Regions from separate parts of the Homo sapiens genome. Here region 1 is linked to region 2. Evidence: read pairs that join two places in POLR2A ChIA-PET (ENCODE). Cell type or tissue: OCI-LY7. All regions are shown on one strand. Links, peaks and the distances in the headings refer to the core of each region. The heading gives the core; the rest is flanking DNA.

Evidence for each region. ChIA-PET counts read pairs that join two places held together with the same protein. Peaks named below come from ENCODE experiments on the same cell type or tissue, not always from the same donor. Only the 100,000 strongest peaks of a DNase experiment are listed, where the experiment ranks them.
Region 1: POLR2A ChIA-PET joins it to region 2 with 8 read pairs; 2 of 35 experiments call an interaction of 5 or more read pairs at or near these places.

Annotation. Positions count from the first base shown.
Region 1 is chr9:128,311,810-128,318,095 of GRCh38, reverse strand. It overlaps TRUB2 (TruB pseudouridine synthase family member 2), which reads left to right. Exons shown (of 8, transcript NM_015679.3): 3 at 870-944; 4 at 2,468-2,529; 5 at 4,207-4,288. It overlaps LOC105376286 (a long non-coding RNA gene), which reads right to left and starts at 4,545. Exons shown (of 3, transcript XR_930377.3): 1 at 4,191-4,545; 2 at 3,849-3,998; 3 at 1,197-2,672. In OCI-LY7, for the core only: no CTCF peak of the experiment used is centred there; no DNase peak of the experiment used is centred there.
Region 2 is chr9:128,025,024-128,027,523 of GRCh38, reverse strand. No RefSeq gene overlaps it. Among named protein-coding and RNA genes, the nearest start is that of NAIF1, 41 kb to the left of the region's middle. In OCI-LY7, for the core only: no CTCF peak of the experiment used is centred there; DNase peaks (open chromatin) are centred at 188, 483 and 1,063; H3K4me3 peaks cover 1,958 bases; H3K27ac peaks cover 1,963 bases.

The DNA of each region.
Region 1 (6,286 bases), core at 3,787-6,286, 290 kb before region 2:
CTGGGATTACAGGTGTGAGCCACTGCGCCCAGCCGAAAGAGTGATTTTTTTACTGAATAAAGTTGCCCAACAATGGAACTGGTTCTGGTAATGTGTCCCCATCACTAGATGTGATTAAGGCATGTGTCAGGGAATCTAGAGGTTTGACCAGAAACCTCAAAAACCCGTTGGACTTGTGATATTCAATGACTCTATTATATGGTAACAATAAGAAGTATAATGTATTGAGTCGCCACTCTGTACTAGGCATTGTGTTAAGCTTCCCCCAAGTACAATCCTCATTGATATCACCACAGTGCTGTGAGATGGGTCCTATTTTCATTTCACAAGGGAGAAAACTGAGGCTCAGTGTTGACATTTAGTAACATGGCCTGGATTCAATAGGCCCTTAACTACCCTGGACTCTTCCCCTAGATTCCTCTTAATCTGTAGAAGTGTAAACACTTCTGGCTCATTCCTGCATTTATTCTTTCAGTAGTTCTTTCCTGAGCAGCTAGTGAGTTGACACACCCAGGTTCTGCCTTAAGGAGCTCACAGCCTCCATTTTCCTCCAGGGACTCTTCCTCAGTAGAGCTGGGCAGGGAACCCCGCACTCTTGACCTTCAGTGTTACGCCAGTCTTCTTAGAGCCTCTCACTGGGAGACTGATGATAGGCAGAGTAAGAGGCATCTTGGGCTGCCCTTTGGATCCCAGGGCACTGAGGATACAGTTCAGGGTCCCAGATTCCATGACGGGGAAGCCTGAGAGTCTGGCCTGATGCTAGTTTGGGCTCCATGAGGCCCATTCTGAGAACGAGGTCAACATGCAGCCCAAAGCCATCCTGGGGTGGCATTTAGTTGAGAAAATGGACCTTGTTTGTTTCTTTCCAGTATGTGGACCAGCATTCGCCCATCTCAAGGTTGGCGTGGGACATCGGTTGGATGCCCAGGCTTCTGGAGTACTTGGTAGGTGATGTGAGAAGCCTGGGGGTACAGTGATAAGGCTTGAGAAAAGATCCTGAAGCTACCAGGAGCCCAGCCCACTTCTTACCTGGCACCCACGTCCCACCACTCCTCTCCTGCCCTGATTCCTGCCCCAAGGCTGATCAGCTGGGGAGTGGATAGGTGGGACGGAGGTAATCACAGGTTAATACCACAGTCACCCACCTTTATTCAGTGATTCCCACACATGACATAGTTCGAGGCCCTTTATGCACATTTATTTACCACAACAACTTTATTAGGTAGATACTATATGATTTTATGGAAGAAGAAAGTAGGATTTAGGTGACTTGTTCTGGGTCCCATGGCCAGTGAATACCCCTGGTCCGGAGAAGGAAAACCATCATTGCATCATGGGGCAGCCAGGCGCGTGACTCTGGACCTAATGGCCAGGGCCTGCATGTGGCTGGGTCTGGACACACAAAGCCCTAGTCATGAGCCATCTGTGTCCCCAGGGTCAGGTGGTGCCCACATCCTCCAGCCGCGACAGTCACAGTCCCCTTGTCTTGCTTCCTGAGGCACAGGCAGGCAGACATGATCTCATGCCCCCTCTCCCTGTTCTGTCTCCCCACGAGTGAATGCAGAGTTATTCTGTCCCTCAGCCAGAGGGAGAAACAGACCGGGAGAAAGGCAGGAAGTGACCACAGTGGCCACCGTTTATTGGGCCCTTCCTCTGTGCCGACTGCACAGCACCCACAGGAATCAGTATTTTTTTTTTTTCCTGAGACAGAGTCTTGCTCTGTCTCCCAGGCTGGAGTGCAATGGCATGATCTCGGCTCACTGGAACCTCCGCCTCCTGGGTTCAAGCAATTCTCCCTGCCTTAGCCTCCCGAGTAGGTGGGATTACAGGTGCCCGCCACCACGCCTGGCTAATTTTTTTTTTTTTTTTTTGTGAGACGGAGTCTCACTCTTGTTGCCCAAGCTGGAGTGTAGTGTAGCACCACACCTGGTTAATTTTGTATTTTTTGGTAGAGATGGGGTTTCACCATGTTGGCCAAGCTGGTCTCAAACTCCTGACCTCAGGTGATCCACCTGCCTCGGCCTCCCAAAGTTCTGGGATTACAGGCATGAGCCACTGCGCCTGGCCTTCAGACAGTATTTTTACCCCCATTTTACTGATGGGGAACTTGACGCTCAAAGAGGCTAAAGATTATACTCAGAGCTGTCCCTGATTTGAGTGCAGGTTTGTGTGACTAGGCCAGGGATCTCTTCCTCTCAGGTGTCAGAATCCTGTGGAGAGCTTGGCAGGGATCCTAGGCCCCCTCCAACCATGAGTCAGATTCAGTGCATATGGGTAAGGCCCAGCAATCTGCATGTGATATATACCCAGAGGGGTGCACCTGCCCCCTGTAGAAGATCTTTTTGCCTTCTTGTTGCCTTTGGCAGCATCAGAAAAGGGAGTATTCTGATGGTGGGGGTAGGGGTGGGGATACTTAGGGGAATGGGAAGGGGGTCCCAGGTGTGAGATGACGCTGGCTGCTTTTCAGTGCTCGGCGTGGGACATGGATGCAGGCTCCTCACCGATATGTACAATGCTCATCTTACCAAGGTACGAGGGTCTGGGGACAGCCTGCTTCTCCCTTGGTCCTTTCCTGGGGGTCACCAGCAGGATTCTGAAGCTTAGAGGATTCCGTGGGGGAACACCCAAGCCATAAGCAAGCATTTTTTTGATGATCGTGTGCTGTGCAGGGGCTGTAATAATAATAACAATAATAACTACCAGTGTTAGTGTATGCCGACTACTCTGTGCTGAGCACTGTACGTGGATTCCTTTAGGGAAGCCTCACAGCCTCCCTGTAAAGTGGAATCTGTTGTTAGCCACATTTCACAGATGAGAGAACTGAGGCTCAGAGAGGAGATGTTACTTACCTAGGTCATGTAGTTGTTAGGGCTTTAAGAGCTGGGATTTGAACCTAGGTCTCTCCAACACCAGAGCTTGATCATGATGCCATTCCCTATTCTGTCCCAAGACTGAGAGGTAGATGTCAGCATCCTACCCACAGGGAGCTTACCATCCAGAGGTGGGGTCGGGGCTATGGAGTCTGATACCACAAAGTATGTACGCAGGTGCCACGTTATGGGGCCCATGTTTTTAGTGGTTAAGGGCACAAATTCTGGAGCCAAATGGCTTCAGTTTGAACCCCAGCTTCTACCACTCTGACAGCTGTGTGTCCTTGGGTAGATTACCTAATTAATATCTGTGTGCCTCAGTTTCCTCATCTGTAAAATGGGAATGAGGGCCAGGTGTGGTGACTCATACCTGTAATCCCAGTACTTTGGGAGGCTGAGGCAGGAGGATTGCTTGAGCCCAGGAATTTGAGACCAGTCTGGGCAACATAGCAAGACTCCATCTCTATTTACAAAATTTTTTTAAATTATAAAAATTTTAAAAATTGTGGCCGGGCTCAGTGGCTCCTGCCACTTTGGGAGGCTGAGGTGGGTGGGTCACTTGAGGCCAGGAGTTCAAGACCAGCCTGGACAACATGGTGAAAACCTGTCTCTACTAAAAATACAAAAAAATTAGCCAGGCTGGTGGCGCATGCCTGTCCTCCCAGCTACTCGACGATCCACCCGCCTCTGTCTCCCAAAGTGCTGGGATTATACGTGTGAGTCACTGTATCCAGCCAATCATTACTTATCTGTGGCAGATGGGGTTAGCTGCACAGATTCAGAGGAGGGGGAGTTTTTACAAGCAGGGATGAGCAAGGGCCTGATCTGGGCCATGGAATCTCATTCTATTTAGAGGCGTGGAGAGAAGCCTACAGGGCATGCTAGAAGGGGCTCGGGGTGATAAATTGCCGAGTTAGGTTGGAGAGGAGAAACATGGAGGCCTGGGGTGGCCACAGGGTGGCTGTCAGCGGTCAGTACCTTTGGAGGCTGCCAGTGCTGGTTGTCATGGAAACCAGCCAGCAGTCTTGTAGGAAGCCTGCTGACTGGGAGCCAGGTACCATGTCCTGCTGAATCCAGGCAGCAGTACTGTGAGACTGGCCCTGTTACTGTCCCCAGGTGACAGGAGAGCTTGAATACAAAGAGAGCAAGAGCTGCTGAAGGCCACATGACAGAGCTGGTGCCCTTCCTCCTGGGGCTGTGGAGCAGCTGGGCAGGGGCTGGGCACATGAGCTTCCTGAGGGAGACCTGAGGACCCCCCACCCCCAGCTTCTGGGGCAGGGGCTACTAGGGCTTAGAATGGGGTCACTGACGGATCTTTACCTCCCTGTCCTTGAAGGATTACACAGTGCGTGGCCTCCTGGGCAAAGCTACAGATGACTTCCGTGAGGACGGGAGGCTGGTAGAGAAGACAACCTATGGTGAGAACCGGAAGTGGCTGCCGCTGCCTCCCTCCGCATTTGCTTTCCCTGAGTCCTCTCCCCGCCCTAGGCCACGCTGGCCCCTTCTCAGTTCCACTGCACACACTAGGCTTGGGCTGAGGCTTTGGCCACGGGATCTGTGCTCCAGGAGCATCCTCTACTCCCCTGCTTGCCTAGCTCAAATGTAACGTCACTTCCAAAGACTCTAGTTTCTCTCCATCTCGTCAGTCTTTGACCTTTTCCTTTTCTTTTCTTTTTTTTTTTTTTTTTTTGAGACGGAGTCTCGCTCTGTCGCCCAGGCTGGAGTGCAGTGGCACGATCTCAGCTCGCTGCAAGCACCACCTCCCGGGTTCACGCCATTCTCCTGCCTCAGCCTCCCTAGTAGCTGGGACTACAGGCGCCCGCCACCACGCCCGGCTTTTTTTTTTTTGTATTTTTAGTAGAGATGGGAGACGGGGTTTCACCATGTTAGCCAAGATGGTCTGGATCTCCTGACCTCATGATCCGCCCTCCTTGGCCTCCCAAAGTGCTGGGATTACAGGCATGAGCCACCGCGCCCAGCCTTTCCTTTTCTTTTCTTTTTTTTTTTTTGAAACGATGTCTCGCTCTGTCGCCCAGGCTGGAGTGCAGTGGCGCGATCTTGGCTTACTGCAACCTCCACCTCCCAGGTTCAAGCAATTCTCCTGCCTCAGCCTTCGGAGTAGCTGAGATTACAGGTGCACACCACCACACCCAGCTAATGTTTTGTATTTTTAGTAGAAATTGGGTTTCACCCTGTTGGCCAGTCTGGTCTGGAACTCCTGACCTCAGGTATTCTGCCCACCTCGGCCTCCCAAAGTGCTGGGATTACAGGTGTGAGTCACCACGCCTGGCTACTGTTCTAAATTTTAAAAAGAGGCCGGGCGCAGTGGCTCACGCCTGTAATCCCAGCACTTTGGGAGGTCGAGATGGGTGGATCACAAGGTCAGGAGTTTGAGACCAGCCTGGCTGATATGGTAAAACCCGTCTCTAGTAAAAATACAAAAATTAGCCGGGCGTGGTGGCAGGCACCTGTAGTCCCAGCTACTCAGGAGGCTGAGGCAGGAGAATCGCTTGAACCTGGGAGGCGGAGGTTGCAGTGAGCTGAGATTGCACCACTGCACTCCAGCCTGGCAACAAAGCGAGACTCCGTCTCAAAAAAAAAAAAAAAAAATAATAATAATACAAAAAATTAGCCGGGCATGGTAGTGCACGCCTATAATCCCAGGTACTCGGGAGGCTGAGGCAGGAGAATCGTTTGAACCTAGGAGGTGAAGTTTGCAGTTTGCTGAGATCTCACCACTGCACTCCAGCCTGGGCAACAGAGCGAGATTCCATCTCAAAAAAAAAAAGGCCAGGTTCGGTGGCTCACGCCTGTAATCCCAGCACTTTGGGAGGCCAAGGCAGGTGGATTGCCTGATGTCAGGAGTTCGAGACCAGCCTGGCCAACATGGTGAAACCCCGTCTCTACTAAAAATACAAAAACTAGCCGGGTGTCTTGGCGTGTACCTTTAATCCTAGCTTTTCAGGAGGCTGAGGCAGGAGAATTGCTTGACTCCAGGAGGCGGAGCTTGTAGTGAGCTGAGATTGTGCCATTTGCACTCCAGCCTGGGCAACAGAACAAGACTCCGTCTCAAAAAAAAAAAAAAAAAAAAGTCTGGGTGCAGTGGCTCACACCTGTAATCTCAGCACTTTGGGAGGCCGAGGCGGGCGGATCACGAGGTCAGGAGATCGAGACCATCCTGGCTAACACGGTGAAACCCCCTTGCTACTAAAAATTTAAAAAATTAGCCGGACGTGGTGGTGGGCGCCTGTAGTCCCAGCTACTCGAGAGGCTGAGGCAGGAGAATGGCATGAACCTGGGAGGCGGAGCTTGCAGTGAGCCAAGATTGCGCCACTGCACTCCAGTCTGGGTGACAGAGCGAGACTCCGTCTCAAAAAAAAAAAAAAAAAAAAAATAGAGTGCCCTTGCTGCTGAGT
Region 2 (2,500 bases), core at 1-2,500:
ATTTAGTATTCTGAATAACCTTGGATTGTTATTCAAAAGTTTGAGATGAGGAAATGGCTCAGAGATGTTGAGTAACTTCCTTTAAGCCACCCAGCGAGTAAGTGATAGACGATAGTCCAAAACAAGGGGCTGCCTGCCTCCTGAGTGCACAGCTCGGCTTCTGTTTTGACTAGTTTGAAAGAACTCCATGTACTCCCCTCAGTTCTAAACACCCAGAGAGAAATGGGTGTTTGCTCACAACCACAGAGACACTAAGGCTGAGTTAGGCCGAGACATGGGCCTTTAACACCCAATCCAGTGTCCTTTTCTTGAACCTGGGCTCTCCCTTTCTTCCTGTCATCCTGACACTCAGGACATTCCTGAGAGCTGTATTGTAGCTCCTAAATGCAAGTGACACTTACAGGGCCCAGGTCGAGCCCTGGGAGGAGGGAAGGGCAGGGTGGCCCTTGCCTGTCCTGCTCATGTGAACCTGGTAGGTACTCGGCAAACCCGTGTCATGTGAACACAGCTGTGTCTGGGTCAGCATCTGGGCCAGGCTGGCCTCAGGCTGGAGCAACCTCAGAAGCCTCCACAGGAAAAGCCTGGGGCCACCACAGTGGAGGGATATTGTGTGGGAGGCCAGGGCCTTTCCAGAAGCTGTACTGCCATAGCAACCTGCCTCCTCTTGATGGTGTGTTTGCTTGGTAGGGCTGGGCTCGGGCAGAGGACCGCGGATGGATGTGGCAGCAGGGACGGGGGTAAAGCTGGCCAGGCCGCTCCACAGGCTTTGCCTCTTTTGGCAAATAATTGCCCCTGCCTCCAACACTTGTTGGAGTGCTCAGTACCTTGTCACTATTTATTGAGCACTGTTCCACCAGGCCTAACAACCCGTGCTATTCAGAAGCCCAGAGAGGTCAAGCCACGAATCTGCAGTCACACAGCCAGGAGCCTGTTGACTCCAAAGCCTGGGTGCCAACCTCTTACCGACACTACCTGTCCCATGATGCTCACATGTGTCCCATGGTACCTGTCAATGTGAGGCACCAGCCCCTTAAAGGGGAACCCACATCCTGTTTCTGGTTCTGCCTCAAAGATATGAATTTGCGATAATGAGGCATCGCAAGTTAATCTCTCATGCGAGGCCGTGCCTCCTCTTTCCTTCCTCTCTCGTCTGCCCCAGACACAGGGGCCACAGCAGCTCCTGCCTGCACATGGCTACGGTGCTCAGCATGCATGGTGCCTGCGGTGTTCCACACCTAGTGTCTCCGAGCCTCAGTTTCTTCTGCTATCAAATGGGAGGAAGAGGCCCGGCACGGTAGCTCATGCCTGTAATCCCAGCACTTTGGGAGGCTGGGGAGGGAGGATTGCTTGAGCCAAGAAGTTCGAGACCAGCCTGGGCAACATGGCGAGACCCCCGTCTCTACAAAGCATACAAAAATTAGCTGGGTGTGTAGCCTGCAGTCCCAGCTACTTGGGAGGCTGAGGTGGGAGGATTGCTTGAGCCCTGGAGGTCGAGGCTGCAGTGAGCTGTGATCATGCCACCGCACTCCAGCTTGGGTGACAGAGTGAAACACTATCTTAACAACAACAACAACAACAACAAACAAATGGGAGGAAGAGTAAGGCTGTGGCTTCTGTGGGGACTGGCAAGCTGATGTGTGCTCTGTGCCTGGCCCAGTGCCTGGTGAGAACCTAGGAGAAGGCTCTGGAGGTCGGGGACTTGGCTGTGATTCCTGGTTCTGTCACTGATCAGCTGTGCAGCCTGAGACAAGTCTCTGCCCCTCTCTGAACCTCAGTTTCCTCCTCTGTGTGATGGGGTGGTGGCCCTGCCCCACCTTTCATTTACCGAAGAAGGTCCAGGTGTGAGGCTAGCATTACTACGGTTCATCTCCACTTCTCAGCTTCCTTGACCCTCTCCTCCCACTGAAAAAGCCTATCTAGACCAAGACGGCTCTGTTCCCGAGGGCACTATGAATCCTTGAAGGGCCCAGCAATCACGGAATCCAACCCCTTCCTCTGCCAAATGCACATTTGAATCTGTTTCACCAGAGTGGTGTGATGAGAATTCCATGAGCTGATGCTTGTAAACTGCCATAGGGAACACCCCCTCCCACCTTTCACAGGTGAGCAAAGGGAAGCCAGCAAGGATGTTCCCTGCAGCTGGGTTTAGAATGGAAAGGTGCGGGCGTGGTGGCGTGCACCTGTGGTCCTCGCTACTTGGGAGGCTGAGGCGGGAGGATCACTTGAGCCCAGGAATTTGAGACTGCAGGAAGCTATAATCACACCACTACAACAGAGGGAGACCCTGTTTCTAGGAAAGAAAAACAGCCTGTGCAAGGTGGCTCACACCTGTAATCCTGGCACTTTGGGAGGTAGGGTGGGAGGATTGCTTGAGCCCATGAGTTTGAGACCAGCCTGGGTAACATAGAGAGACCCCATCTCTATGAAAAAAAAATAAAAAAAAAAAAACTTTATTTAAAAAAAAAAAAAAAAAGCCCCGCTGATCCTGGACTTCTGGGAT